Linked DNA regions of Mus musculus: region 2 is linked to region 1. The links are chromatin loops, found by intact Hi-C in ENCODE. Cell type or tissue: left cerebral cortex. All regions are shown on one strand. Each heading gives the region's core, and the rest is flanking DNA. Links, peaks and the distances in the headings are about the cores only. Region 1 holds the start of Nfkbil1 (nuclear factor of kappa light polypeptide gene enhancer in B cells inhibitor like 1). Region 2 holds the start of Zbtb12 (zinc finger and BTB domain containing 12).

Region 1 (14,918 bases), core at 6,919-14,918:
CTGAGCCTGAGCACCAGGTAAACTGAGGGGAGCCAGATGCCATCGCTTCACCCTACCGAGGGAAGCCCAGCAGCTGGGACCACCACCTGCCTCCATCAGGAGCCAGAAGGAGGCGAGCAGCTGGGGCAGCATTCGGGCCGGGGCCCTACTTCCTCTCCTAGAGTAGAAGGAAATGGGACACAGGCCTTGCTGGTTCCAGGAAGTTAGCTCACTTACCAGGAGGCTGGCACAGAGGCAGGGCTGACCTGTAACTGCCAGCAGGATGGAAGGGCCTACACAGCAGGCCAAGGTGCCAATCCACTCTGAAACCACATCAGGGAGCAGGGCAAGGCAGGCTTCCTGCTGTGATCTGCCACAAACCCTCCCGAGCTGTCCCACTTAGCAGACCTGCTTCTGGCTTCCGTCCTTCAACTTCTTCCCACTAGGGCTCACTGCAGGGTGTGACTGTGTATGGAGCGTGTGAGAGCACAGTGTGTGTTTATGTGAGTGTGAGCATGCACAGTGTTTATGTGTGTATGTGAGTGTGCAGTGTTTATGTGTGTATAAGCATGCAGTATGTTTATGTTAACAAGTGTATGTGTTTATGTGAGTGCAGAGTGTTTGTGTGTGCAGTGTGTGACAGTGCATAGTGTGTTTATACGAGTGCAGTGTTTATGTGTGTGCACAGTGTATGTTTATGTGAGTGTGATAGTGCAGAGTTTGTGTGTGAGAGTGCATAATGTATGTTTATGCAAGTGCAATAGTGCAGTGTGTGTTTATGAGTGTGTCAATACATAGTGTGTATTTATGGGAGTGTGAGGCAGTGAGTTTATGTGTGAGAATGCAGTGTATTTATGTGAGAGTACAGAGTGTGTTTGAGTGTGTGAGTGCATAGTGTGTGCTTATGTGTGTGTTTATATGTTCTGAGTAGGCCCAGGCTCATATGGAAGATTTAACTCTGTCTTTTTATTTTGTGTGTGTATGTGTGTATACCAACATATCCAGCTTAACATCATAACTGCGAACAGTCTGCTGCAACCTCGAGTCCTACCTTGCTCCATACAATTGTGCACACGGCAAGTTATTGGAGCTGTGGCCACACTATGCCCATTTACTCAGAGGTATTTGCCTATCTTGGCAACTGGCTTCATTTTGTTTTTGTTTTCTTTTGAAATACCCGATTTATTTTATTGGCTATGGTATGTGTATGTGTGTGTGTGTGTGTGTGTGAGTGTGTGTGTGTTGTGAGAGGGTCTCACAGCCCAGGGTGTCCTAGAGCTCATTTTGTAACTGCAGACTAGGTCTCAACCTCGTGACTCTCCTACCTTGTTATGGGTCACCACATCCAACTGAAACTAACAGAATCCTTGGGGCATACACATCCCACACAGGCTGACAGCAGCAGCTAGCTGTTCATCTTGGTGTTTTTATGAGACAGGTTTCACTGTGGAGTCAGGCTGGGGTGAACTAACAGCTCTCCCTCCTCATGGCTTTTTATCTTTTATTTTCCCCCAGGAACCTGCCGTTTGTTTCACTCTTTGATGACTGTAATGAGTGTTCCACTGTGAGCTGAGACACAGACCTCTCTTCACCTTGTCTGTCAGACTGTGTCTCCAAAGCCTTTAGCCTTAAACTTGCACGAGTGTGGACATGGACACATATCTGCCGAGGGTGGGTGTTCTAAGTCAGAACATGTGCAAGCCTGCTGGGCTTTACTGTGCATGCATGCATGACAACCCTTCATGGAGAGATGGCTCAGTGGTTAAGAGCACTGACTGCTCTTCCAGAGATCTTGAGTTCAAATCCCAGCAACCACCTGGTGGCTCACAACCATCTGTAATGAGATCTGACGCCCTCTTCTGGGGTGTCTGAAAACAGCTATAGTGTACTTGAATATAACAATAAATAAATCTTTGGGCCAGAGTGAACAGAGGTCCTGAGTTCAATTCCCAGCAATCACATGATGGCTTACAACCATCTGTACAGCTACTGTGTACTCATATACATAAAATAAATGATACATAAATAAATATATCTTTAAAAAATGGTTTTATTAGGGCGGACATAGTGGCACAGGCCTTTAATTCCAGTAATTGGTAGGAAGAGGCAGAGAGGCAGAGGCAGGCGGATCTCTCTAAGTTTCAGGACAGTCTGATCTACAGAGAGTTCCAGTCCCATCTCCCTGTCCCAGCCAGACTTTTCTGAACAGAGAGATGTGTGGGTAATAGAGCCGCTTTGGGAGTTTCATTTCCTCGCCTGGCCTCTGCCAGCACCTACCTTCCTAAAGCTGGAATGAAGTTATGAAATAAATTTTAAAGTACCCCCCCCCCAAAGATGTATTTATTTACTTTATGTATGAGGGCACACTGTCACTCTCTTCAGACACACCAGAAGAGGGCATCAGATCTCATTACAGATGGTTGTGAGCCACCATGTGGTTGCTGGAAATTGAACTCAGGACCTCTGGAAGAGCAGTCAAGTGCTCATAACTGTTGAGCCCTCTCTCCTGCCCTAAGGATTAAATACTTTTTAAAAAGTATTTTCATATATGTACAAATATGAAAAAATTTCCAAAGGAAATAAATGAAGACATGAACAGGTTACTCACAAAATAATACAACCATCTGTAATGAGATCTGACGCCCTCTTCTGGGGTGTCTGAAAACAGCTATAGTGTACTTGAATATAACAAGTACCAGAAAAATATAACTAGTAGCCAGAAAAATACAAGGGTCTCTACATACCCGTCTGTCCTGGTACTCTCTCACGGGGAGCAGGTACAGGCTGTTGCGAACTGCCCAACCTGGGTGCTGGGAACTGAACCTGGGTCCTCTGCAGGAGCATTGTGGTCTCTTGACCCCTGAGCTGCCTCTCCAGCCCCTAAATCAATGCGTTTAATGTTCACTAACATCTTCTCTTCCTGCCCACCTTCCTGCGAGGTTTGTGCCATCATGTTTGCCGGAGCACCCTTTCACACAGGGAAGCGAATATGCAAAGTTCTGTGGAAGAAATACTCTTTCCTTGATGACAAAAGTGTAAGTCTCTCCTCACCTTTAACAGCACAGCACTTCCACTCAGAGGGAGGAGGGACCACACGGAAAAAGGGACAGGTTTGGGGGCTGGAACCTCAGCACCATAGACAACCATATAAGAAACTCTGCTCATCTCCCTCCTCCCAGCCAGACTTTCTGAATAAAGAGACCCGTGGGTAGCCCAAATTTCACTCTCTCAGGGGCAGTGAACCCCCTTTTCTGGCCAGCTATTTGTGTGTCTCTCTTTGAGGTCAGTCTGGCCTGACCAACTGGATTTCACCCCACGGACCAGGAGGTCTCTGTTCTCAGAGGATGCCCTGGTTCTGGGCACCTCAGTCAAGTCAGTACTGGAAAGTACTGGAAAGAGGCCTGCTGCCCTCCGAGGCCTTCTGGATGAGCGCGCATCTCTGGTATGATGGGTTTCATGACCTCTGACTCACATTCTTTAAACTCTATGTTCAACCTCTCAAAAGACACAGCCAACAAAACCTTATTTTCCTTTGTAATGAAATCTGGCCAGACTAGGCTGGCCACAGCACAACACACCATTTCACTCCTGTCCTACACTTGGATCTCTTTGGCGTTATTTTAAGGAAAAAAAAAATCCCTCCTTTATGGCCTCAGCACGGGACAAGAACAGGTGCCTCTCATACCGGCCTCCCTTGAACTCAGCCTTAGGCGACAGACTTGATGGCCACGCCAGGTCCCACTCAACCACCAGCTTCTCCAAGACCAGCACCTATCCCTCCACCTGGCGACTGCACCCCACCTTCCCCTCTGACTCTTCCCTCCAACTGCACTCCCTCTCATCCACACACATTCAAAGACTTCAGGTAGGACATCCAGAGAACAACTATCACACCCCGACATCTGTGCCCTGGACAAGGCAGCTGACACAGGCGGAAACACTATCTGGGTCTATGTCTCCTCCCGCTGATGGACCTGCCCCAAACACAACTGCTCTAGATGGAATCTGCCATCACTGGACCCAACAGAATCTCCAGCCCCCACTGAACAGCCTTCACCCCACCCCTTCTGCTCCATCCCGCTCTCTTTTTCTCCTCTCCCCCTGGTCCTCCAAGGAAACCCAACAACTTCCTATTTCTTTCGGGGGGGGGGGGGGGAGGTGAGGGGATGAGGGGCAGGAACAACTTGCATCTAGAATCTAAAACTTGCAACTACAAGGTTAACACACAACATTGTTGCAACACCGTGGGCCATGTCTCCAGTCTGGGGCTTAAACTGAGACAATTACCGCCCAAGGTCAATTGTTATCCTTGTCAGCTTCTACAGGAATGGAATACTCTGTAATTCTCTATCTCAACATTTTTTTAAGCATAAAAAGAACTTTTTAAAAAAATCCAAGCAGTTATAAAGACTCTGGACAGACAAGCGCCCCCTAGTCAGCTATCATGTCTGCAGTGATGCCAGGAGACCTTTTGTCCCGGATGCAGCTGAACAGACAAGGCTCTGGTCAGGAAGTAAAGAGTAAAAAGAGACAGTGTATAGGAGACGCAGAGGCATGGAGTGTGGAGAGGCGCTCTTGGTGAGGAAGGTGGAAAGGAAAAGGGTATTTTTAGTTAAGAAGAAGGTCTGCATGTGTAAATTAAGATTCTCCTAAGGTGAAATGACTGGACTTTTCCAAAACGGAAAAGCTAAGACGAGAGTAAAACTGACACGTGTGAGCGTCAGCCACAAGGTCTGCAGCTTGGAGGTGAGGGTGAGCTGGTTGGGGCACCGAAACCCGGTGAAACCCGGTGCAGTGCAGCACGCGCACCCACGCTGAAGGCCAACCTCTGCCTCACACTAGCGTCTGGGAGATGCTGCCTGAAGCGTTGACCAAAAGCTCCTTCAAGTGACAGAGATTTTGTCTTGGCCATGAAGATTGTTTTCTGCCAAGTTTGTCAGGCTTTTGGTTACTTTGAAACTGAGTTTTAACAAAACTAGGATTTTGCTCATTTGTTTTCAAGTCATGTGTGGGAGCACAAATCTTTAATCCCAGCATTGGAGAGGCAGAGGTGAGAGGATCTGTTTATTCCAGGATAGTCTGGACTGCATAATGAGTTCCAGAACAGCCGAGACTATGTAGAGACCTTGTCTCAGAAGACAGCAACAAAAATAAGAGATGATGATGATGAAGGAGAAGAAGATGATGATGATAAACATTAGCATAAAACAAAATCAGCCACCTCCTCCCGGGAAGTCCCATCTTCCTCTTCTCAGGGAAGCCAGTGCTCCCAGAGCCCCCAGGGCCACCATTCAGATGTCTGGCTGCAGCCATATCACGTATTAAGTACCAACAACTGTTGCCTTCAAGAAATGACTAAATGGGTTTGTTTACCTCTCCAAGACAAACTTTTTCGGAGCATGCTTAAGGAGAGATGCAAGGCAGCTGCCTTCGAACACCAGTTAATGTCTGACCTTTTTCTTCAGAAGAGATCCCAGATGCTGGCATGAGGCAGTGAAATCCTGGGCCCAGGACGCTCCTGGTTTTGGAGAGGTCCAAGAGGAGTGGTCTCTATAAGGCTCACCCTCACCCTCACCCTGGCCCAGGACAAACCTTCCCAAAGCTGCCATAAAAATGTCCCCAAGACGCTGTCTCAGCATAGCTGGGCTGCCATACTCATCCTTGGGCTCAGCCCGCTCAGCCTGCACCGCCTGCTCTGTGCCCTGCCTTTGATACACATCCCTTGATTCCTTCCTCCTGGGTCTCAGGGCCCCTCCCTTCTAGAGTCTGCAGCGTAGAACCACGACAGGGAGAACTAAGAAGCAGATGTTAACGCACACGCACCCTGCTCACCAAGTCTAGGAGATCCTGGGTGGTAAAAACAAACAACATCCCAGGGTTCCACTGTCTCGGGATACGAGCCCTGGATCTGACTCCCTGCTCCCTTCAGTCTGTCAGGGACCCGGTCCTCATTCCCAGTGTCACTCAGAACAAGCAAGGCCTTCAGGATCCAGTGCCACCTCCTTGCTGCTGTGCCCTCCATCTTCTAGAAAGGGGGTGGGGACAAATCTAACAAGGAAGGGACCTCACCAGGCTGCACTCCAAACTCGGCCCTTCCAAGCCCTTCATGGTTGTGCTGTCCCTGTGCGCTATGCCACTGGGTGCCAGGGTGAGTACGGCTCCGAGTCTGACTGGGAGCACTTCACATTCACACAACCTGGGAACTGGATTTACCATAAAAATCCTTCCTCCTGCCTTTAATCCCAGCACTCAGGAGGCAGAGGCAGGCAGATCTTTGAGTTCAAGGCCAGCCTGGTCTACAGAGTGAGTTCCAGGACAGCTATGGCTACACAGAGAGACCCTGTCTCAAAAACCAACCGAACAGCCAAATAAACAAACAACCTGAAACCAACCCTCTCTCAGGACAAAAGCCTTCAGAGTTAAGTGGACGGGCAGGCCTGTCAGCTCCTTTCTTCTCAGACTGCAGCCATGCTGTAAGGCTTCTGTTCTGTGTCTGGAGGTAGGGTTGTTCTAGTCAAAGCCTAGGCAGCCTACTCCTGCACACTGCTTGGAGAGCCCTCTCTTCTTTTGGGGAGCACCAGGTGAAAGCCATCCTTAAACACATCCAGATCCTAGTGAGCAGCTGAGGTAATTTCTCTTCCTTTCTGAGCTCTAATGATAGGATTTTTGAAACTCATTTTTTAAAAAAAATGTGTTTTTAGATTTTATGTGTCTGAGCATTTTCCTAACGTTTATGTATACACACTACGTGGGTACCTGATGCTTACAGAGGTCAGGAGAGGGGCCAGATCCCTTGGGTGCTGGGAACTGAACCTGGGTCTTCTGCCAGAGCGACGGTGCTGCACTGGGAAGCCCGCTGTCCAATTCAAGCTCTGTCTTCCTACCCCCTCCAGGCACCGAGGGGCTCATTTCAAGGGATTCTTTCTGGCTTTCCCTAAGGAGACCTCTTAAACTATCTGGGTAGTCCCACCTTTACCCCAACATTTCAGGCTCCCTAGACAGAGAGAGGGTTCTTTTCCATCCCAATGGCTGGTGCGGCACGCACACGAACACACACACACACACACACACACACAGACACACCCTAATGCCCTCCATTTCCCCACAGGCCCAGTGTGATGCTGGCCTTGGACGAGGGGACACTCACCATTATTTTGCTTGTATTCTATTGTCTTAAGGTTGGGTCTGAGACTCTCAGAGCCTCCCGAGAAGGCCACATGGCTATGACACACAAGGTGACACACGGTCCTGTCCAGGGACAGCTCTTCCATGTTCACAGCTTTCCTGTTCTAACTTACAAATATTTGCAAGTCTCAGAACTGCATGATCGTAGTCTGTGCTGCCTCCCTGGTGTTCAGATGTTTCTCATCTCTTTATTCCAGCGAGAAACAAAGCAGCTGTTGCTTTGTCTAACTCGGGGGTTTCACCAGCCTCCGTGGGGCAGCTCCTAGCAGCTCTTTTAGGCGTCTGGACTCCCTCAGCTCTCAGGAACCTCTGTTTTAAGTCTGCTGTGTGTCTTTGGCCCTTGCTTACTCAACCTTATGGTAAATCAATGTCTCCCTGATTTCAGGTCTCTCAGTTCCAGATGGTGCTGCCTCAGGAACAGCAGCCACTACGTAAACACTGATGCTGCCTCCCACCGCCCAGGAGCCCCTGCTCTGGTGTCACAGCCTGACCTCTGGTCCCCTTCAACAGTAACTCCACCTCCTCTTTCCAACAAAGTTGATGTCCTGTGGTCTCATGACTCTGACATATCAGCACTGTGGGCAAGGGCCGCACTCAGCCCTGATGCAACTCCAGATGATGGCCTCCATCTTCTGTGAGCCTCATGCGTAGGGGTGTGCGGGTGATGTTCTGTGATGGCTGGTTGCCCAGGGCTGGGATCAAGCAAGACTGCTACTGTCTTTGAGCAAGACCAGAAAGAGTTAATTTTGGGTCTGGAAGAACACAATATTGGTAAAGCGCTTGCCACGGAAATTTGAGGACTCAGGTTCGCATCCCCAGCAATCACACCTGAAATCCCACATACCAGCCCACATCTGCAATCCCAGCCACAGCAGCCCACATCTGCAATCCCAGCCACAGCAGCACACATCTGTAATCCCAGCCACAGCAGCCCACATCTGCAATCCCAATACTCCCACTGCAAGATAAGCGGTGGAGTTGGGAGTCCATAGAGACTCATGGGCCAGCTAGCCTGGAGGACATGGTTGGAAAACAAACAAGATGGGCTGGAGAGATGGCTCAGCGGGTAAGAGCACTGACTGCTCTTCCAGAGGTCCTGAGTTCAAATCCCAGCAACCACATGGTGGCTCACAACCATCTGTAATGAGATCTGATGCCCTCTTCTGGTGTGTCTAAAGACAGCAACAGTGTACTTACATAAATAAAATAAATAAATCTTAAAAAACATTCTGTCTCAAGCACAATGAGAGTTGAGGACCAACAACTGTATCCTCTGACCTCTACACACAGATAGAAAAACAAAACTAAATTTTAAGATTAGAAGAACAAAGCTCAATGAGCCAGGCTGCAGTCGATCTCACAACAGCACTACAGAGAATTCTCTCTAACAAGCAGGCTCAGCCCATCAGGGTCTGACCCCTGGTAACTCATGACAACTTTGGACTCTAAGAAATAACTTACACTGTGACAAGTATCCCACAGTAGAGGAATATCCAGCTGAGCATCTGACATGAGCCCACACAAGTGTCCCTCCCTCGAGACCTAAACGACCAGGGTACCATGGTGTGAAAACACTTCCTGATGCCAAGTGCAGACAGCTCCTCTCTACTGTCTGCCTTCTATTTATTTCTGGCACCCCAAACCCCGGCAGGGTTTCTTGTAGCTCAGGATGGCCTTGTAGCCAAGGCTGGCCTTGAACTTGTAATCCTCGTCACTGCCTCCTGGGTGCTGGGATTGCAGGCCTATGCCACCATGTCTGGCTCTGGTAAACTCTTTCACAACCCACTTCCTGACGGGGTAAGGCTTGTGAAACCTGTGCTAGGGTCACTGAAGACAACTGCGGCCGAGGTGACAGGTCTGTGGGTGTGCAGAATGCGAGGCTGGAAGGATAGGTGGAACATCAACTGTGCCCAGTCATTCTGAAACAAGGCCGTCTCTGGCTCCACTGCGCAGATCAGGGAGGCAGTGGATGCTGTCTATGCCGTGCTGACGGATCAGCACACAGTGAGTGTCACATAACCACAAAACAAGCCTGGAGGTGCAGGCCTGCGTCTTGGTCAGGAATATCAGTCAAGAGCTGCCAGGGCTACATGGTGGTGTCTCCACTAAAGAGAGAAAAACGAAGGCTGGGGATGAGGCTTGGTGCGGGCTCACACCTGCAACCCTGGACTTAGGCTCAGGGACCGGATCAGTCTCTGAGTTTGTGGATAACCTGATCTACATACTGAGTTCCAGAAGAGACAAGCCTACAGAAAGAATCTATGTAAAAACAAACAAACAAACAAACAAAAACAAAACAAACAACCTGCCCCCCCCCAAAAAACAAAAAACCAAGCAAACCAGCAAGCCAAACCCTAAAGAAGACCAAAGCAAACCTTAAACCCCAGACCCTAACATCAGAATGATAGCTTGTTTTTCCCTCCCCCCAAAAACGGAGAGAACTATATTGCCTGCCAGTGTCCACTCATGCTTGCTCTTTGCAGAGTGGCCACTGTTTGACGCATGCTTTACTGATGGGTCCCTCTGACAGCTGAAACTGATCTTCCATGACATTCACACACACACACACACACACACACACACACACACACAAAGCCTAAAATGTGAGCCTCTTCTGGCCCCCTACTGTGTGTGGTACCCCCCGCTCCCCAGTCATTTCAGTGTCCTAGGGCAGCCCTCTGACCTAACAGGAGAGTGGAGGGGAGACTCCTGCAGGTTCAATCGCTCAATCTGCTCAATGGATCAATCTCATTCAACTATCTTCAAAGCAGCGGGCAGCCGCTGAATGAGATGAAGTTGGGATTAGAGCGCCACCTCGTGGCAGAACTGGCAGGTGCCGGGAAAACGGTCTGAAAGACCAGGGGTTGGGAGAAGTGTGGAGGGATGGTTTCCTCTTTGGACCATTGCAACCTCTCAACTGTGACATGCAGACAAGTTCCCGAAACTCCCCAGGGAGGCCTCACTTTCGCCACGGTGTGTTAAATGTTTCACATGTTTCTCAGAATTCTATACGACAGTGGCGGTGCCTATTCCACCATTAGGAGATCCTCAGCCAAGTTAACTGAACCGCGGAACTTATCATTACGTAGCAAAGCTGCAGCCAGTCCGTGGCTCATGTGTTATTACAACCTCCGTTTCGGAGGCGAACAAGCTCCCGAGGTAAGGGTGCAGGCCTCAGGATCCGTAAGCGGCAACCCTAGGCACCACACTGCTACCACCCAGGAGCTGCCTCTTAAACTGTAGCCGGCTGCTGAACTCTATCTAGGTACACATCTCCTGAAAGCATACCTAAGAATACTTTAAGTGCTATAACAACCTTGGGTGAACTGAACGGCTATAAGCTCTTAGAGTAAACTGGTCTCTGGTCCAGCCATAAATTCCTGTACAGTGTGACTCTGAGCTGAAGGTTAACTGCCTGACCATCTAACCGCTACCTCTCTGCTTCTGTAAGCAAAGCTTGCTTGCTGCAGCTGTCCAGAGCTGCCTTTCTGTATACGCCACAATTGCATTTTTTTTGCTCTTAAAACCTCAAACTGGAAGTGAGGCTGCTTCCGGCTTGCTACTCTGCTTGGAACAGCCCTACTGGTGGTATATAAAGATTCCACAGGACGTATTCAGGAGTCTGGGGACTTCTTCTCTTCAGGTATCCCATAATAAACTCAGCCAGGCAGCTGCAGCCTTCCTCTCTTTAAGCTTAAAGAAAATCAACTACGCAGGCCCATCTTATTTGTGTTAGAGGATTTTGGGTTTGGTTTTGGTTTTGATCAAGGAGAGGCCAAGCTGGAGATGAGTGAGTGAGCAGGGTTGTTGATCTGTGGGCAGAAGGCCGTCCGTCTCTTAACAGACGGGCCTCTCCTCCAGTTCTAGTCTGGAAGCTGCTCTCCAGGGAATTGCTTCTGCTGTCACTGCAAAGGCAACACCTACGCTGTTTCCAGAACTGTGGGATTTGGCAAAACTGATCTAGAAGTATGCCATCTGGGGCTAGGTCAAGAGGCTGGGGGAGCAGGGGCAGGAGAGTGCAGGGTTCTGGTAGGAAACCCCTGAGTGTTAACCTCAGCGGGATAAAACTAGTCACACCATAGCCGCCATGTAGGTTAGGTGAGATCTGCTTGATGGCTTTTTTTTCCTTCACTTTTTGAGACTCTTAGGCCCTGCCCAGACTGGCCTTGAGGTGTTCCCGAGGGCTGGGATTACAGGAGTGTGTTGTGAACTTCCTGTCTTTCTAGGCGGGGAGGCTGTTTCTGGGCTGGCTATCTGCCAGTAAGTAACACAAATGAACTAGAAAGAGGCTGTCTGCACTGTGGAGCCACTACCGATGCTGACTGGAGATGTTTTGTTGACGTCTCTCTACCGTGGCTCCGGCTAGCTTGGATGTAGAGCAGACTGGCCTTGAGTTTGCAGAGCCCGGACTGCCTCCGCCTCCAGACCGCACCACCAGCTTAAGTAGGATTTTTGTTACAGAATTTTGGTGAGAATGAAGAAAACTGGTCTGGCGCCTGGTATGTGTCAAGGGACATGAGTCCATCCCTAACACACAGCAGCAGATCTCCGGCATAACACCAAGTAAAAGTTTCAAGTCCTCTGGCCGGCCCAGCTGATCATGTGACAAAGCATGGATACTTTGTAAGGTGTTTGTGGCATTATTACAAGGTTGCCATTGTTTTGATTATGCAAGGAGAGAAGCAAAATTAAGGGGGTGGGGGTGGGGTGAGTGGAGCTGGGATCTGACCTGAGCAGTCAACTGCAAGGTAAAAAACCATCAAAGAAACAAAGTAGTCACTGAGCTGAAAGCTAGGAAATGTAAAGAAAGAGTTGCGAGCTATGCGGCTGGGTGTGGGAGACACATGCCTACAACCTCAGCACTTGGGATGCAGAGGCCAGCCTGAGAGACTCGGTAAGACCCTGACTCAAAAACAAAAACAATCGGGCTGGTGAGATGGCTCAGTGGGTAAGAGCACTGACTGCCCTTCTGAAGGTCCTGAGTTCAAATCCCAGCAACCACATGGTGGCTCACAACCATCTGTCGTGAGATCTGACGCCCACTTCTGGCACGTCTGAAGTCAGCTACAGTGTACTTATTTATAATAATAAATATGGGCAGGAGAGAGTGCGGTTGCCCTAAAATTCAATTCCGAACAACCAGATGAAGACTCACAACTATCCGTACTGCTACAGTGTGTACTCATATACATAAAATAAATAAATCTTCAAACAAACAAACAATCACACCATGCTAGCACACACCCCTTAGTTGATTGGGCGATGTTAGGATAAGCTTTTCTGTTACTAGAGAGATATGGCCACATCCCAACCAGGGATCTTCAACAGTTCCCAAGGACCAAAGAACTAACTTATTTCCCAACTATTTTGTTGTATGATACAGGGTCTCTCTGTAGTCTTGGAGCTCACTGTGTAGGCTACATACTTAGAGAGATTCTCCTGCCTCTGCTTGCCCAGAGTCAAAAGACCTGCGCCACCACACCAGGCCTTTATTTCCCACGCATTCTTTCAGTTCAGATCTGGCCAGCTTCTCAAGACCAGTTCCCACGGACCCACTCACCATCAGGGCCCTGGCGGGCAGCAGCGTGCAGCGCCGTGTCGCCATGGCGGTCCTGGTGGGCAGGGTCAGCGCCGAGACGCAGCAGCAGGCACAGGGCAGGGGCATCGTGGCGGGCGCAGGCCCTGTGGAGAGGCGGGGGCTGCCCAGCGTCCACATCAAGCCCGGGATGTCGCTGGAGGAGAGCCTGGGCTCGCACCAGCCGTCCTGCAGACAAGTACCGCCGGAAGCGTCGCTCTCGGCGGTGCCGGCGGGAAGCGGAGGCCATGGAACAACTCTGGGGCTGAGGAAGAAGTGGGAAATGGCAGCGGTGAGGTCCCAGCTCCGCTCTTCCCCGTTTCTCCCTTTACCTCCTATTTCCTCCCCCTTGCATCTCCAGCAAGAGATAAGGCCTATTCTAAACTCTCATCCCTTAGCAGATGGCAAGTTTGGGGCGGAGGGTGGGGATGGGGTTGGAGTTGGGGGCTGGTGGGGAGGGGGGAATCACAGAGTTAATTTTTGATGTAATTTTTGAGAAAATGATACATAGTTGTTTTAAGGTTCCAGAGCCCAAGAAAAAAGTTAATTCTGAACTTTGGAGGGAAACAACAACAACAACAACAAAAATCAAGTAAGGCCAGATGGGGGCAATTTTCATTAGCCACAAATCTGGAGAAAAGTCACAAATTCAAAGAGCGATCTAGAAATGGAATATAATGTACCCGACAGACAGACGTAGAGGCTTCTTCCTCTGGGGCCTGGGGGGAGGGGTTACTCATCAGACCTGCTCCCCGCCCCCCCAAGGACCCTCAGAGACGGAGGCCGGAGGCCTGGGCTTAAGACGCTCGGAGAAGGGAGGTGGGGAGGGAGGAGGCGCGCCAGGATGCAGGAAATGGCGCAAGCACACGCGCAAGTTTCGGGCGGAAATGAACTGTGTGTTCCATCCCGGAAATCGTACCGAACGCTCGGACTGGGTGACTTGTGATTAGGTCTCCGGAGGGGAAATAAGACAATTTGCGACATAGGGTCCTCCTGCAAGCGGAAGATGAGAGGCGAGCTTTCGAAGGGAGGCAGAGGCAGAGGCAGGCCTGGTCTATAGGGCGAGCTGCAGCGACAGCCAGGACTACAGAGAGAATCCCTGTCTCGAAACACACACACACAATCTCACACACACACACATAATCACACACACACCACACAACCACAATGAGGCCAAGTATATGGGTAGATCAAAAAAGAAAAACACATGGTTAGACACTAACAAGGCAAACGTAGGACAGAGCAGGGAGATGTGTGCAGACGTTCAGATTTGGGGGGAAAGTCTGAAGAGAAGATGGAGGCTGAAAAGAGGGGGTAAGGGCGGAGGGAGGCGTGGAGACACAGTTGGGAGTGTAAGTGAAACCCAGCGTACTGTGTCCAAGCGCATCCTTACCTTCCCACACCATTCTCATCGCCTTTGTGTCTCCTTCGAGACCACCAACCAAGATCTCCTCACACCCAAACACTCTGCCCTCCGCTTCCCCCAGACCCATCTCTGTGGACCCTGGTGACACGGAGAGGCCCTGCACCTGCTGCAGTAGTCAGCACAGGGCTGGTCTCTGCTGCCCTCGGGCGGCCGTTTCGGGTACTACCTCAGTGAGGTTCGAGAGGAGGACCAGTCATCAGTGTGAGGATGACAGACACCCACCCGGTGCAGGAGACTGAGTGAAAACGGGAGCGCTAAGACCCAGTGGGAGTGGAGGACCGCATCAAGGGCCCGGAGGAGTAGGCGCTGGAGGGTGGGAGCCGTCTGGTACCTCGGTCGCCTTCGGAACAGCATCCTCTCTAGTGATAAAAATGGCCAGTCAGACCCAGGGTATCCAGCAGCTCCTCCAGGCTGAGAAGCGGGCAGCGGAGAAGGTGGCCGATGCCAGGAAGAGTGAGCCCCCCTTTCCTCTCTTAGGAATATGGAAGGAGAATTTAGGAATAGGGGATAGCGGGCATTTGAGTCCTTAGGAAAAAAAAGCCCAAGGACAATGAGGACAGATGGGGGACTGAGGCTATTAGGGTAGAAGAAACGGGTGGGTTTTACAGTCTAGCATTTGGTTGGTTGACAGGAAACTGGATAACTTTCTAGAGGGCACTGATCCCACTAACGCACCTGGTTGTGTGTGTGTGTGTGTGTACACTCACTGTCCTTCTGCCTCTAGGGAAGGCCCGGCGACTGAAGCAGGCGAAG
Region 2 (15,014 bases), core at 3,905-11,904, 340 kb before region 1:
AAATTGGGAATGAATAAATAACTTTGTAAAAAAAAAAAAAAAAACCCCAACTGAGCAAAGGATGAAGTTGTGGGATACACTGAAGCTGTGGGATACGCTGAAGCTGTGGGATACACTGAATCATCCTGAAGTTATATCTGCAGGGACCATAAGCTGTTTCCTGACTTCAGTTACCATGAGTCAGTTCCTTGGAGCCAAATCATATTCTAAATTTCTAAAATTCCAACTGCTGAGATCAAAAAGCTTGGAGTGGTGGCTCATGGCTGTAACTCTAGCACTGAGTCGGGAGGATCAGGAGCGCAAGGTCATCCTTCAGTTCTGAACAAATTCCAGGACAGGCTCAGCTAGCAGAGACCCTGTCTCAACCCCACCCCACCCCACCCCCCAAAAACAGTTGTGTGGAAGAAGGGAGTCAGAGAGGCTGAAGCAATGGCTCAGTGGGAATCAGGAGTTGCTGATAAGCCTGCAGACAAGCCTGCATTCAACTTTCTAGATTCATATAGTGGGAGGAGAGAGCCGACTTCTCAATAGTTATACACACACACACACACACACACACACACACACACACACACACACGCTTGTACATATGCATGCATACACACACATCACATGTGTATCCCACACATACATTCATGTGAATGCACACACATGCATGCACAAGCACACATACATGTATACACACATGTGCACAGGCCTGCACACACATACGCACACCAAATTGGAAACTTCTAGTTCTTTGGAAAGTTAGTTATGTCAAATGGTGTTTTGCTGGGGCACACAGGCGAAAGGATGTCTTGCTTAAGCAAACATGTGAAAGACTGTTTTCCTGAAGCAGACAAAGGTGAAAGGATGTTTTGACATAGCAAACACGTGAAAGAATGCGTGATGAAGTATAAATATGACCCCACAGACATGGGGAGCATGAGAATTGGTTTGGTTTGCTCCACTTTGCTATTCTTTGCTAAAGACACACATGTATTGGTTCACTTTACATGGTGTTGTGAGCTCCACTGTGATAACGCTGCCAGTGAGAGAAACTCACCTAAGATCTGCTCAGGAGGTTCCTGGCAGTTTCATCAGGATTGAACCACAGCTACCCAGTGTCTGCTTGCTGAACGGACTGGACTGTAGCTGCCTTGTGTCTACCTGCCTAGAGGGCTGGTCTGCAGCTGCTAAACTGTATTTGGTGTTTGCTACAGGACTGAACTACTGCCAAAGAAGATCAACTCGCCCGCAAAGAACTATTGCTGAACAGGACCGCTTCCCCCATATCCTAACAACTTTTCTCTTCTACTACCTCTGCTGGGTGGTGGGCTAGAGGAGAGGTTGAGCCCTTATTAAAAGTAGGTCGCAAAAAGTTTATGCTTACACACATACACACACAAGTAATTTTTTAGGGGATGGGTGGGGCCTGGTGACACATAGTTCTAGTCACTGATCGGCAGATCTCCCCGAGTTCAAATTCATAGACAGTAGAAACAAGGAGTTGAAGTGACTTTGAACTTGCTGTCAGGCAGGGGTTGATGTGCATGGTAAAGGGGATGTGTGTGTGTGGGGGGTCTGTGTGTGTGGGTCTATGTGTGTCTGTGTGTGTGTATCTCTGTGGGGGGGGTCTGTGTGTGTCTGTATCTGTGTGTGTGTGTCTGTGTGTGTGTGTGTGTTTGTGTCTGTGTGGGGAGGGAGGTCTGTGTGTATGTGTGTCTGTGTGTGTGTACTGGTTCTCACAGAACCCAGCTGTGGGAACCATGCAGGTTACTTATCAATACTCCCAGTTTCTGCCTCCCAGCCACAGGACAGAACCAAATGTCTGAGTCTTGCTGAAGTTACAGCTGAAAGACCCCCGAAGATGGGAGGCCCTCACTTAATTGTAGGGATGATGCGACCCCCCCCCCCAAGAACTCACGAGAGACTGTCCTTGCTGCAATTGCACAAGGTTTATTGACAGGAACCAGTGCACTGGGGCCGACTCGTATCCCATGCAGGGGTAGAGGAGTTCAACCTCGAGCAGCTGGGAAAGGGGGTATTTAAAGGAAAAACCATAACCCAAGGGGGTAGGGAGGGTGTTATTGGAAAATACTGAAAATACCAGTGAAGAATCACAAGGGGGAACTAAAAATCACAAGGGGAAACTCCCTGCTTCTCAAGATTGTTCTCAAGATTTTAATCTTTGTGGTCGGCCAGGTCCTGGAACAAGGTCACTGAACCGGCTTGTATAATTATATGTTCTGTGGTCAGCCAGTTCTCAGAACAGGCTGCTTCAGAGACCAACTATTTTTCTTTCTTGGCTCTAACTTGGTCTAGGGGGTCAAACTTAATTTTTCTACCTTACACAGCCAAGTGGCATTAGACAATGACTGTGAGCAGGGGTCCTACACATCAGAAGTCCTTAGTTAGCTGACAGAGCCTCAGAATGCACTCAAGAGACAGAAGCAGGAGGATTGCATAAATTCCATGCTTCTCTAACCTACATTTACCAGGCCAGTCAGGGGTACATAGTGAGACTCTGCCTCAGACGAGCGAACAGATGTGGTGAGTTTCCAATGTAATACTGCCAGGGGTCTCTTCTCCTTCCTTCTGAATCACTAAGTCAGGAAACGAACCCAGGGCTTCTTGTGTAATACTTGGCCAGGCACCGCTGAGCCACCCCGGTCAACTACCAATTTGTGTTTGCTTACATACTGCTCAGTTTTGGCTTTTTGAGACAGGGTTTCTATGTATAGTCCTGGCTGTCCTGGAATTTGCTTTGTAGACCAGACTGGCCTTGAACTCGGAGATCTGCCTGTCTCTGCCTCCCGAGTGTTGGGATTAAAAGCCTTTGCCATCAGACCTGGCTGCATATTGGCTGTTTGACACCGGGTCTCAAGAGATCTGGCAGCAGGATAGGAGCCAAAGACAGCCTTGAGGTGAGTCTCCTCATCCCCCTGCCTGAGCCTTGAGGTGAGTCTCCTCATCCCCCTGCCTGAGTCTTGAGGTGAGCCTCCCACATGCTGGGATGGCAGGCATGTCTATTAGGCCAAGTTGTGTAAATTTTTTAATTATTTAATTATTTCTTTTAGTTTTGAGATTATAATTTAATTACATAATTTCTCTCCTTCCCACTTCTCACTCTAACTTCACCGGTCTCTTTCAAGTTCATGGTCTCTTTTTCCATTAGTTGTCATTACATACATCCAACATATATGTGTGTCGTATATATTCATACATACATGCATGTACATATACCATATATGTGTGTATGTATATATATATATATATATATATATACATACATCTATGTATATATACCACATGTATATATGTATATATACACACACACATACATATGGCATATACATACCTAAATACATAAGTATGTGCTCAGTCTGTATAATGTTACTTATATGTATGTTTTCCTGGCTGACAATTTGGTATTGAGTGACCAACTGCTGTGCTCTTCCCTGGGGAAAGCTCCGTCTGCTCTCAGCTTTCCTTAGTTGCCTGCAGTCCTTTGTGTAGGGCTGAGGCGTCATGGGCTTCCCCATCTGCTCTGGCATGTCCATCTGTCCATCCGTGCCATCCTTGTCCAGTTCCTGTTTGGTGGTCATGTTGGTGAGACTTTAATGGACGGAGTTTCTGATGTTCCTAGAAAACACAGTCTCATAAAAAAAACTCACTGATTCTCAGGCTTTGACAGTCTTTCCATCCCTCTTCCTCAATGATCCCTGAGCCTTAGGTCCAAGGGTCATATTGTCATATCCATTGGGAGTGGGCTCCACAAGTCCACATGTTGATGGGTTGTGGCTTTCTGTAACTGTATGTCTGATGCCAAGAGAACTTTCTTTGAAGGGGGAGGGGTGTGGACTACCCTTGTCTGTGGTATAAAGACAATCTTTAGGATATGGTTAGGGGAAACGTTGTAAAGTGCTGGTTGGTTATAGGTTCTCCTCCAAGAGCCATGACTTCAGTAGCTGTGTGTGGTTGGCTAGGCATGATTGCCCTCCTGCTAAGTGAGTACCAGGTCTGATTTTATTTATTTTTATTTATTTTTTATTTTTTATTTTATTTATTTATTTATTGGTTTTTCGACAGGGTTTCTCTGTGTAGCCCTGGCTATCCTGGAACTCACTTTGTAGACCAGGCTGGCCTCAAACTCAGAAATCCGCCTGCCTCTGCCTCCCCAGCGCTGGGATTAAAGGCGTGTGCCATCACGCCCAGCTAGGTCTGATTTTAATATCACCTTTTCCTTACATTTCCTTATTCTATGTTTTTTTGTTTGTTTGTTTTTTTTTTTTTTTTTTTTTTTTTTTTTTTTTTTTTTTTTTTTTTTTTTTATGGGGAGCATTCTCCACGATGCACTGTGGAGGTCGTAGGCCGTAGGACTTACGGGCATCTGTTCTCTCTTTCCCCTGTGTGGACCCCAGGGTTTGAACTCAGGCTGGAGGGAAAGTGCCTTTACCCACTAGCCCTAGTAACTTTAATGATTTTTTAAATGTTAAACTTTTGCTTTACAAACAAATTTAAAAGGACTCTTATCATTTTTATGCTGCGTGTATGAGTGTTTTGCCTGTGAGTAGGTAATGTGCCCCATGTGTATGTCTGGTGCCCTTGGAGGCCAGCAGAAAATGCCAGATTCCCCTGGGACCAGAGTTAGAGACCCTTGTAAGCTGTCACGTGAGTGCTGGGAACAGAACCTGCAACCTTGGCCAGGGAGTACAGCTGGGCATGTTGGTGCACGCCTTTGATCCCGCACAGGGGAGGCAGAGGCAGGCGGATATTCGAGTGGTGGTGACTGTGTTTTAACCCAATCCCAATTGCTCGATATTACAATGAAAACTTGGGCCCAGATGCTGTGCTGAAAGCCTGCTGGCTCAGACAGGCAGAGAAAGCACCCAGGTGACCTTCCTCCTCAGTCAACATCCCAAAAGCAATGTCCCTCTCAAAAAACTTCCTTCTCACTCAATATCCCTCCCTTCTACTTCCTGACGGCCTCTCTAGCCCTCCTCCTTGACTCCTTCTTACTCTCTATGGTTTTTTCTTAATAATCCTATGTTTGATTCCTGAAAACCAGTTGGTTGCTTGTGCCCCGTCCTGACTTCATTTAATGCTGTTTACAGAAAGCTCTTGGATTAAAGGTGTGAGCCGCACGACCACTAAAAACGGTGGCTTTTCCAGCAAATAACACAATCTCAGGGTTCACAGTGTGATCAACTGTCCTGCAACAGTAGTGGGGTCTGTGGGGGTTGTGTCTGGGAGGTATATCTACCCTGGCAGGAGTGTAGAGGTCAACTTTCAGGAGATTGGTTCTCCCCTCCCACCCATGGCTCTTCCACACCAAGCCTTCTCCTAGTACTCCCTTTGAAGCCTTTTGGCACCGGATCCCCCGACTGACAGTGATGATCAATGGTCACTCACCATTGACTCAATGAGGGTATCAGTGAACACAGCTGCGGTGGGAAGGCCCTGAGACCAGCTCCACTGCTCCTGTTACTTAGGCATTCCTCTGTAGCCATGCTGCCTGGTCCAGGCAGAGTAGGCATCAGATCTCTTTAGAAGTCTGAAAAGGTTTCAGCACCTGTCCCTCTGCCTGATAAGGAAGAGAGGGGGGCCTAGGCCATGCAGTGCCTGTGAGCAGGGGGTGACACCCTGGAGCACCAACTGTGAAGAGGTGGAGACAGGATATTTGATCACACTGTGAGCCCTGAGATTATGTTATTTACTGGAAAAAAAAAAAAAAAACATCTGTTTTTACTGGTGGTAGAGCTCACACTTTTAATCCAAGAGTTTTCTGTAAACAGAATCTCTGAGCCTGAACTATATAGCTTGTTCTAGGACATCCAGGATAACATGGAGAAAAACCTGTGTCAAATAAATAAATTAAATAAATAGACAAAACTTTACAAACTCTCAGTTTTAAAAACATTTTATTTTAAATTACCGATATATGTGTTTAAGAGGGGAGGTGATGTACCTGTGAGTGCAGGTACGGGCAGAGGCCAGAAGAGGGCACTGGATCCCCTGGAGCTGAAGTTACAAGCTGTTAGGAGACTCCCCACAAGGGTGCTAAGAAAGGGAGCAGAAGGGGCTGGAGGGATGGCTCAGTGGTTAAGAGCACTGACTGCTCTTCCAAAGGAAGAAAGGAAGGAAGAAAGGAAGAAAGAAAGAAAGGGAGCAGGAGTCCTTCTCACCATGCTCCAAACTCTGTTGGTTTTGAGATAGGGTCTCTATTTAGCCCTGGCTGACCAGAAACTATGTAGGACAGGCTGGCCTCAAACTCACAGAGCTCCATCCACCTGGCTCTGCCTCCTGAGTGCTGGGATTAAAAGCCTGGACCACCCCTCCCAGCTCCAACTCCCCTCCCCCTCTCTCTTTTGATGGGGTGCGATTTTAAGACAGGGTTTCTCTGTGTAACCCTGGCTCTCCTGGAACTCACTCTGGTCTTGAACTCAGAGAATCTGTCTGCCTCTGCCTCCCAAGTGCTGGGATTAAAGGCGTGCACCACCGAAGTCACCTGGCCAAACTCATTCCTTTTAACTTGACAGTTTTTCCTATTTCCCAGTGAAATATGCATTCTTCCTTTTTAATTTCTTAAGGATTTATTTTATGTGTGTATGTATGTTGTGCTGTGTGTGTGCATTCATGTGTCTGTGTGTGTTTAGGATGTGTGTGCCTGGAGCTTGCAGATATCAGGAGAGGGTGTCATATCCTCTGGAGCTGCAGTTATGAGTGGTTGTGGGCCACAGGGTGAATTCTGGGTATTCCACTGGGGTCCTCTACAAAAAGAAGTGCTCTTAACAGCTGGGCCATCTCTCCAGCCCCATAGATAATTCTTTTGAAAAGTTTGGTAGGCGGTGGTGGCACATTCCTTTAATCCCAGCACTGGGGAGGCAGAGGCAGGCGGATTTCTGAGTTCAAGGCCAGCCTGATCTACAAAGTGAGTTCCAGGACAGCCAGGGCTATACAGAGAAACCCTGTCTCAAAAAAAAAACAACAAAAAACAAAAACAAAAAACAAATCAACAACAAAAAAGTTTGGTAAGGAGAAAAAGAAAAAAATGAGATAAGAGAACAGAATTTTTAAAGGAAAATTCTTTTGAAACTGTCATAGTGGTGATGAGGCATGACTATTCCAGGACTTGAGAGAGGCAGTGGGGAAGGCAGGCAGATGTCTGAGTTCAAGGCCAGGCTGGTCTATAGAGTGAATTTCAGTATAGCCAGGGCTAAAAAAAAAAAAAAAAAAAAGGAAAGAAAGGATGAAAGAAAGAAGAAAACAAAGAAACTGCCAGAGTCTATTTCTCATAAAAGCAAAGACACTAAAAATAAATGAATAAATAAATTAAAAACCAGTGTTACCACAGATCCAGTGTGTGTTTGTTTGTTCAGTGTATAAGAGGCTCCCTAGAACCCTCTATCAGCCTGGTAAGCATTCAGAACCTTGAGTTCAAAGATAAAGACATCTTGATTCAGAGAACTGATTTGCCCAAGGCTTCACTCTAGTGCAGTAGGCAGTGAATGTGGCTTTAAACAAGGTGTACCAGACACAATGGCCTACACTCCCCCTAAAATCCACGACCTGACCACAAAGTGAGCTGGGTGAGGGTACAAGTCAGAGAATTCTAAAAGGAACATGAAAGACCACAGCCAAGGTACTGCCTCGCGGCTGTCTGCGCCTTCTCCGGGAACAGCATCTCTTGGGTGTGAGAATTCGGTTCAATCAGGAATGAACTTTGTATGGGCGGATGCAGGTCCAGCTGAAAGCCAATGATGTCAACACCCAGCCATTTATTGTCTGACTTTTATTTGCAAAACACAGCCCATACATAACTTAATTCCTGTATTCAAGATGTCTTGGGGGGGGGGGGGGCATCGGGTTGCAAGCAGTTGAGCATCCTCAGGATTGAGAAGCTTCCTGGAGGGTGTAATAAAAAAAATATAACCTGCAGGCAACAGCGGCCACCCCCTGAGGACTTTATTCTTTAAAGCCAGTGTGGGTATTTGGGGTGCACAGAAGCGCTGGTGGGCTAGCCTTCAAGACAGGTACTCACATTGAAGTTGTGTTGAAGGTAGTTTTGGAGTGGCAAAGAAAGCCAGTCCGGAGTAGAGTGGGTATCTAGGGTCAGGGAGCATCTCCTCTTCTGGGACAGGACAGAGTGGGTGCAGAGAAAATTATAGATGGCACATTAGTACCAATATAAATAATTGCACAATTTGCAAGATTAGTCCCAGGGTTAATTACACAGTGAAGGTGAAACGCACTAATCTTTCACAGTATGAGTGGGGTTCTTGACCTTGGCAAGAAGTCAGAGTGGATAAAATAGAAGGGAGAATGAGTGTGATTGACGTAACCGTGTGCTCTAAGCCGGACAAGCTGAGGGCAAGCGCTGGCTCATCAGGCTTTGTGGAAAGTGAAATTCTCTTTTAGATCAGGACTACAGTGGGCACCAGCTTCAGAAGACTTGGAAAAGTCTGGAAATGTGGCCTGAGGAACTGTGCACACATTCAGCGGAGGATGCACCCGAGGGCAGCAGTGATCCTAAGATTGGTAGGCCACCGGCAGGTCCAAGGCTCTGGGAGGTGGCCTGACTCGCACAGCTGGGCGGGAGTGACGCCTTGCTGGAGAGCAGGTGGCCGCGCAGATTGCGCAGTTCCCGGGGAGCGCGCGCGCTGGGGGGCGCGGGGCAGGCGGGGCTAGCGGGGACGCGCTGGGGCGCGGGAGGGGGGCTCTAGGAGCCGGGGGCGGGGCCGAGTGCGCGGGCCTTGGCACGCACGCGCAGACGGGCCGCGGGCCCCAGAGGCAGAGAGGAGGGGGAGCGTGAAATAGGGGGCGGTGTGGAGCGTATTTCCGCTCTGGCGGACAAATAATCCTGGCCAAAGGGGAGGCCCGACTGTCCAGCCCTTTAACCGCGTGGGGGTGCCGGGGGAGAAAAGGGGGGTCGGGGAGGGGGAATCCTGCTCCTTTAATTCCCTCCCCTCTTCCTCCGCCCCGAGTCCGCGAGGACGCTGCGCTGCGCGGGGCCTTGGAACACTCGGCACGAGCTGCCCCCGCCCCTCCCCCTCCCGCCCACGCGGAGCCGGCCCGCGCGCGCACCCCGTGCACCCCCGCGCCTGCGCGCTGCCCCGGCCCTGCCCGTGTGTGGGGGGCGTCGCTGGCCCCGGGGGGGTGGGGGACCAGGGGGGAAAAATCAGCACGCGGAACCGGGCCAGGTGAGAGGCGCGTGCACCCAGGGTCGTGAGTCTGGGTGGGGGGGCGTGCCACGGAGATCTGCGCGTGGGAGGGGGGCGTGCACGACCTGTCCGGGCGGTGGGAGGACGTGAAAAGGGGGACTCACAGCAGCGCGGCCCAGGCTAGAGCGAGGCGGGTGAGGAGTACCTGCAACCGGGGGCCACCCCAGAGTTGCAATCCTCTGGTTTTTTCCCCCCATCCACCCCTTTATCCATTCTCCCGTGGGCGCGCGGGCTGCGGGACTGGGGGGTGTGGACGCCGCTGCCCCGCCCCCGGGAACCACGCCTCCCTCCTCGGAGGGACCGCGCCTCCTTGGAATTGGGGAAACTGAGGGAGGCGCGCCAAGACTAGGGAGGTAGGGATGAGGGGTCTGGAGCCTTGGCCTCCGACAGCCAGAGACCTTTGTCTCTGACTCGTTTCCTTCCCACCCAGGGCAGTCCACTCCCGCCACAATGGCCTCTGGGGTGGAAGTCCTGCGCTTCCAGCTGCCTGGCCACGAGGCCGCAACGTTGCGGAACATGAACCAGCTCCGTGCAGAGGAGCGGTTCTGTGATGTGACCATCGTGGCCGACAGCCTCAAATTCCGTGGCCACAAGGTCATCCTGGCCGCCTGCTCACCGTTCCTCCGGGACCAGTTCTTGCTGAACCCCAGTTCTGAGCTGCAGGTCTCACTGATGCACAGCGCGCGTATTGTGGCGGACTTGCTCCTCTCTTGCTACACAGGCGCCCTGGAGTTCGCAGTCAGGGACATCGTGAACTACCTGACAGCAGCCTCCTACCTGCAAATGGAGCATGTAGTGGAGAAATGCCGGAACGCCCTTAGCCAGTTCATTGAGCCCAAAATAGGCCTTAAAGAAGATGGGGTCAGCGAGGCTAGCCTCCTAAGCAGTGTCAGTGCCACCAAGTCCCTCCTCCCTCCAGCCAGGACCCCAAAGCCAGCTCCAAAACCCCCACCACCACCTCCTCTACCCCCTCCGCTCCTGCGACCGGTGAAGCTGGAGTTTCCGCTGGATGAGGACCTAGAGCTGAAGGCGGAAGAGGAGGATGAGGATGAAGATGAAGATGTTTCTGACATCTGCATCGTCAAAGTGGAGTCGGCTCTAGAAGTGGCACACCGGCTCAAACCCCCTGGAAGCCTAGCCGGGGGTCTGGGTATCGGGGCCTCTGTGAGCAGCCACCTGGGAGAGCTGGCCCAGAGTAGTGTGGCCCCCAACACTGTTACCCCACCGCAAGGGGTGGTGAAGGCATGCTACAGCCTGTCAGAGGACGCGGAAGGGGAAGGCCTGTTGTTGATCCCAGGAGGCCGGGCCAGTGTGGGGGCCACCTCGGGCCTAGTGGAAGCAGCAGCGGTGGCCATGGCTGCCCGGGGGGCGGGGGGCAGTCTGGGGGCAGGGGGTAGCCGGGGACCTCTGCCTGGGGGCTTCTCAAGTGGAAACCCCTTAAAGAACATCAAATGCACCAAATGCCCTGAAGTGTTCCAGGGTGTGGAGAAGCTGGTCTTCCACATGCGTGCGCAACACTTCATCTTCATGTGCCCACGCTGCGGCAAGCAGTTCAACCACAGCAGCAACCTCAACCGCCACATGAACGTCCACCGTGGTGTCAAGTCCCATTCATGTGGCATCTGCGGCAAGTGCTTTACTCAGAAGTCCACACTGCACGATCACCTCAACCTGCACTCAGGAGCCCGGCCCTACCGGTGCTCCTACTGTGACGTGCGCTTTGCCCACAAGCCCGCCATTAGGCGGCACCTCAAGGAGCAGCATGGCAAAACCACAGCTGAGAACGTGCTGGAAGCTGGTGTGGCTGAGATCAATGTCCTCATCCGCTGAAAGGCCAAGAGGCTGGGGGCGGTCCTGGGCCCGGCAGAATTGGGGAGGGGCGGGGTTTGAGGGCAGGCAAACATTTTGAGGGAGGAAGACTGGAGAGAGAGAGAGACCATGCCTCAAAGAGCAGAAGAAAAAGATGGAGCCGGAGACAGGGTTGATAAGGCTGAGGGAATGTGGGATCCCAAAGAAAGATTTCTTTTTTGAAGAGGTGCATAAACGATGTGGAGGAAGAGAGGGAAAAAAAAAAAAAGGCAAAGTTGAAAGTTTTGGAGAACAGCTCTTTCCTGGCTAAAGCTGGCTGGGGGGGGGGGGGATTCTAGCGTTTCTTGAGATGGGGTGGGGGTGGGAATTGTAGGGGGATTGCCAGGAAGCAGCTTACTTGCCCCTGGTTAGAATAGATGACAGGGAGAAGGGAGCGGAGGGCGACACATGTATGAAGTACCAGAAGGAAGGGAGGAGATTTTTGCATGCTGGGGAAGTGGGAAAGTAGATACAAGGCTCACCGGAAATGAAATGATATGTGCCAGGTAAGAGAACACGGTGGGCAACCTGGGTAGGTAATGAGACATTAGGCTACAGTAGCGAGAACAGTGAGTAGCGGAGGGGTGGGGGGGCAGGGCACTTAGAAAAAAAGGACACAAGGAGGGCTGTTGGGGGGAGGGAGAGGAGTAGAGACATACAGTATTTTTAAAGAAAACTATTTTTTAGGATTTTTTCTGGAGTTTGGGGTTTTAGTTTTTGTTTTCCATAAAAATAAACAAAAAAAACAAACAAAAACATTTTTTCTTTATATTCTGGCAATTGCATGTGTGTGACTACCCACCATAGATTCTCCCAGCGCTAACAATTGTAGTCCCATGCCAAAAGGAGCCTCAAGCAGAGACTCGGAACACGCCCTAAACACTTAGGCAGAAACCTTATCACACAGTGATTGGCAACCCTGGTGCTGGCATAAACCATGCGGGGTTTGGTGGCAGTGCAAGCCATGGGCCACAGGTGACCAGTGAACCCACAGAGATGGCAAAAGGGCATCTGTTGCATATTTTTGCTCAAGTTTTAAGGAAAGTTGAAATACCAGCTAAACTTATAGTTGATTACCTAGAAGACTACAATTCCCAGAAAGCTCTGAAAAGTTTTTAATCCAAAGAGGACTACAGTTCCCATAAGATGCCGAATTGGCCTTGGGCCCAGTAACATAAGTACCTGTCTGTCCAATATTGTGTGAGCAACCATACAGGCATTTTCAAGCTTTGGCTAGGACTTAATGCCTGGAGGGGGATGGTGCCCTCGATAGTGTTCAGGGTTGTATACTTGCTGTGTCTACCATCATACTTAAGCTGTCTGCTGGACCATGACCCCCCCCCTCCATGGAGAAGTATTTGGGCAGAAATAGTTACTGTCAATAGATTGAGGTCTCCGCTGCATTCAGTTGACATATCTAGTGCAACCGAAGACACTTCCCCCAGATTTCCAAAAGCACACTGACCCAGAAGTAAAGGTGTCTTCCGTGAGTCTCTGTCGCCCCTTCTTGTGCACTAAAGTTCAAAACTGATATAGTCCCAGCCTTCTATCTGGCGGCTCAGAACGGGAAAGGCACACGCGGCAGCTGCAAAGGCTCAGGCTACACGTGTTCCCAAAACCGGGCGGGGACAGGGAAGCCACAGCCCAGTCGAGCCTCACCCTTGCTCCCGGCGGAGCCCAGGCTAGGAGCGAACGCCCTCTCCCCTACAGGCCCCAGTTCTGGACCTCCAGGGCCATTCTGGGGGGCAAAAATGGCCAAGAGGCCCGCAGCGGCTCCTTTAAGGCGTCTTCTCGCCCTCCCTCCTTGTCCACGTGACCCGGGGCGGCCGCGCGCCGGCTCGGCCCCCCGCGCAAGCGGCGATGGCGGCGGCGGCGGGAGCTGCTGCGGCGGCGGCCGCCGAGGTGCGGAAGGGGAGGGGGAGAGGCGGGTGCATGCCCGCGCGCGCGCCCGGGGGAAGCGCGCGCTCGTGCAATGCTCCGGGGGTGCAACGGGGCCGGGGGGCCCGAGCCGAACTTACAGCAAACCAGGGGGCCAACACCGGGGGCGGATGAGGGGACCAGGGGGTGGGAGGTGGGGGGAGTGGGCGCCGAGTCGCACGTGCCGCCGCCCGCTGCCCCTGCGTGGGCGGTGGGCACCGCGACCCCGGGAGCCCGCGCGAGGGGCGCGAGGGGCCGTCCGCCGGGCTGGGGCGCAGCGGGCGTTGCAGGGGTTGGTGGCCGGGGTCCCCGCGGCCTGGGGGACAAAGGGGGAGCGGCGCGTGCAGCCGGGAGGAGGGGGCGGGGCCGGGGCGCGGAGGCCCCGCCCCCTCCCCCTCCTCTGCTCCCGGCCCCAGAGATGCGGGGTCTGCCGAGAGGGAGGGGGCTGATGCGGGCCCGGGGGCGGGGGCGTGCGGCCCCCACGGGCGGCCGCGGCCGCGGTCGGGGGGGCGCCCACCGAGGGCGAGGTAGGCCCCGAAGCCTGCTCTCGCTGCCCAGGGCCCAGGCGTCTTGGGCCCCCCAGCTGCCTGCCGGGCTGACCGGCCCCCCGGTTCCTTGTCTCCCCTCCCAGGGGGAGGCCCCCGCTGAGATGGGGGCGCTGCTGCTGGAGAAGGAGCCCCGAGGAGCCGCCGAGAGAGGTGAGTGCAGCAGGAGCAGGCCCGACCGGACCTCCACCCTCCCCACCCCCAACACGGGATCCCGGGAGCTTTCAGCCCTGAACTTTTTCTTTTCCCCTCCCGACAGTTCATAGCTCTTTGGGGGACACCCCTCAGAGTGAGGAGACCCTTCCCAAGGCCAACCCCGACTCCTTGGAGCCTGCCGGCCCCTCCTCTCCGGCCTCTGTCACTGTCACCGTCGGCGATGAGGGGGCTGACACCCCTGTCGGGGCCGCATCACTCATCGGGGACGAACCCGAGAGCCTGGAGGGAGATGGGGGTCGCATCGTGCTGGGTGAGAGACTGGGGAGTGAGGGAGACGGGGCGCAGAGGGGCTTTCTGCATGCCTGCTCACCCTGCACCCCCTTTCTGCCTGCCTCTTTTCTAGGCCATGCCACAAAGTCGTTCCCCTCTTCCCCCAGCAAGGGGGGTGCCTGTCCCAGTCGGGCCAAAATGTCAATGACAGGGGCAGGAAAGTCGCCCCCCTCGGTCCAGAGTTTGGCCATGAGGCTGTTGAGCATGCCCGGGGCCCAGGGAGCTGCAACTGCTGGGCCTGAACCCTCTCCGGCAACAACTGCCGCCCAGGAGGGGCAGCCCAAAGTGCACCGAGCCCGGAAAACCATGTCCAAACCTAGCAACGGACAGGTGAGAGTGTGGAAGTTGGGGTGGAGAGACTTGGGGAGTCTCTGGGTCGGATTTTTTGTTTTGTTTTGTTTTTGTTGGTGGTTTGTTCTTTTGGGTTTTTTTTTTTTTTTTTTTCCTTCTTCCGGGATTTAGCCTTAGACCTCTTGTATTCAGATTTTTTTTTTCGAATTTACCAATAGGCTACCAAGTGTCAGCTGTTGGGCTGGGCCTCTGTGAGCAGAGTAATTGTCGGCTTCCTGGAGTTTGTGTTCTTTGGGGAGGGGTGGTCAGCAGAGGAGACTGACAGATGTAGAATTAATTATATAGTTATTGTCCTAATTACACAAATGACTGGGCAGGATCAGCCTTCCCAAGTTTGTGTTTTTTTTGTTTTGTTTTTTGCCTCTGAACAAATGCTTAGGGAGGTTGGTTTGTTCGTTTGTTTGTTTGTTTGTTTGTTTGTTTTTCAAATCCCTACTTTGAGACCAGTCTCAAACCAGATAAAGTTTTTACTGGGAACTCTTCCCTGGGAAGGCCACATAATGACAGAATGTGGGCGGAGGCGTGTGTGTGTGTGTGTGTGTGTGTGTGTGTGACAAGAACCTGGAAATCAAAATTATGTCAAGGTTTTAAGGGCTCTTGATTCAGCTTAAGTATGGCTTGTGTAGCCTTCCTCTGGGTCTTGTTTCGTTTATTTTGTTGTTTG

Evidence for each region. Hi-C counts contacts between places; a loop is a spot of excess contacts. Peaks named below come from ENCODE experiments on the same cell type or tissue, not always from the same donor. Only the 100,000 strongest peaks of a DNase experiment are listed, where the experiment ranks them.
Region 2: it touches region 1 in a loop (4-fold over the local background); 4 of 42 quality-filtered maps call a loop at or near these places.

Annotation. Positions count from the first base shown.
Region 1 is chr17:35,222,228-35,237,145 of GRCm38, forward strand. It overlaps Nfkbil1 (nuclear factor of kappa light polypeptide gene enhancer in B cells inhibitor like 1), which reads right to left and starts at 13,559. Exons shown (of 4, transcript NM_010909.5): 1 at 13,423-13,559; 2 at 12,725-13,004. The coding sequence starts at 13,479. It overlaps Atp6v1g2 (ATPase, H+ transporting, lysosomal V1 subunit G2), which reads left to right and starts at 14,369. Exons shown (of 3, transcript NM_023179.3): 1 at 14,369-14,618; 2 at 14,890-14,918. The coding sequence starts at 14,537. In left cerebral cortex, for the core only: CTCF peaks have their summits at 8,348 (motif pointing left), 9,998 (motif pointing left), 12,724 and 14,317 (motif pointing left); DNase peaks (open chromatin) are centred at 9,978, 11,079, 12,848, 13,651 and 2 more places; H3K4me3 peaks cover 2,513 bases; H3K27ac peaks cover 3,623 bases.
Region 2 is chr17:34,885,588-34,900,601 of GRCm38, forward strand. Zbtb12 (zinc finger and BTB domain containing 12) reads left to right here and starts at 8,972. Exons shown (of 2, transcript NM_198886.3): 1 at 8,972-9,182; 2 at 9,634-11,257. The coding sequence starts at 9,654. The coding sequence ends at 11,033. It overlaps Ehmt2 (euchromatic histone lysine N-methyltransferase 2), which reads left to right and starts at 13,383. Exons shown (of 27, transcript NM_145830.3): 1 at 13,383-13,666; 2 at 13,773-13,979; 3 at 14,073-14,329. The coding sequence starts at 13,387. In left cerebral cortex, for the core only: CTCF peaks have their summits at 5,968 (motif pointing right) and 8,808; DNase peaks (open chromatin) are centred at 8,727, 9,324 and 9,792; H3K4me3 peaks cover 1,770 bases; H3K27ac peaks cover 1,737 bases.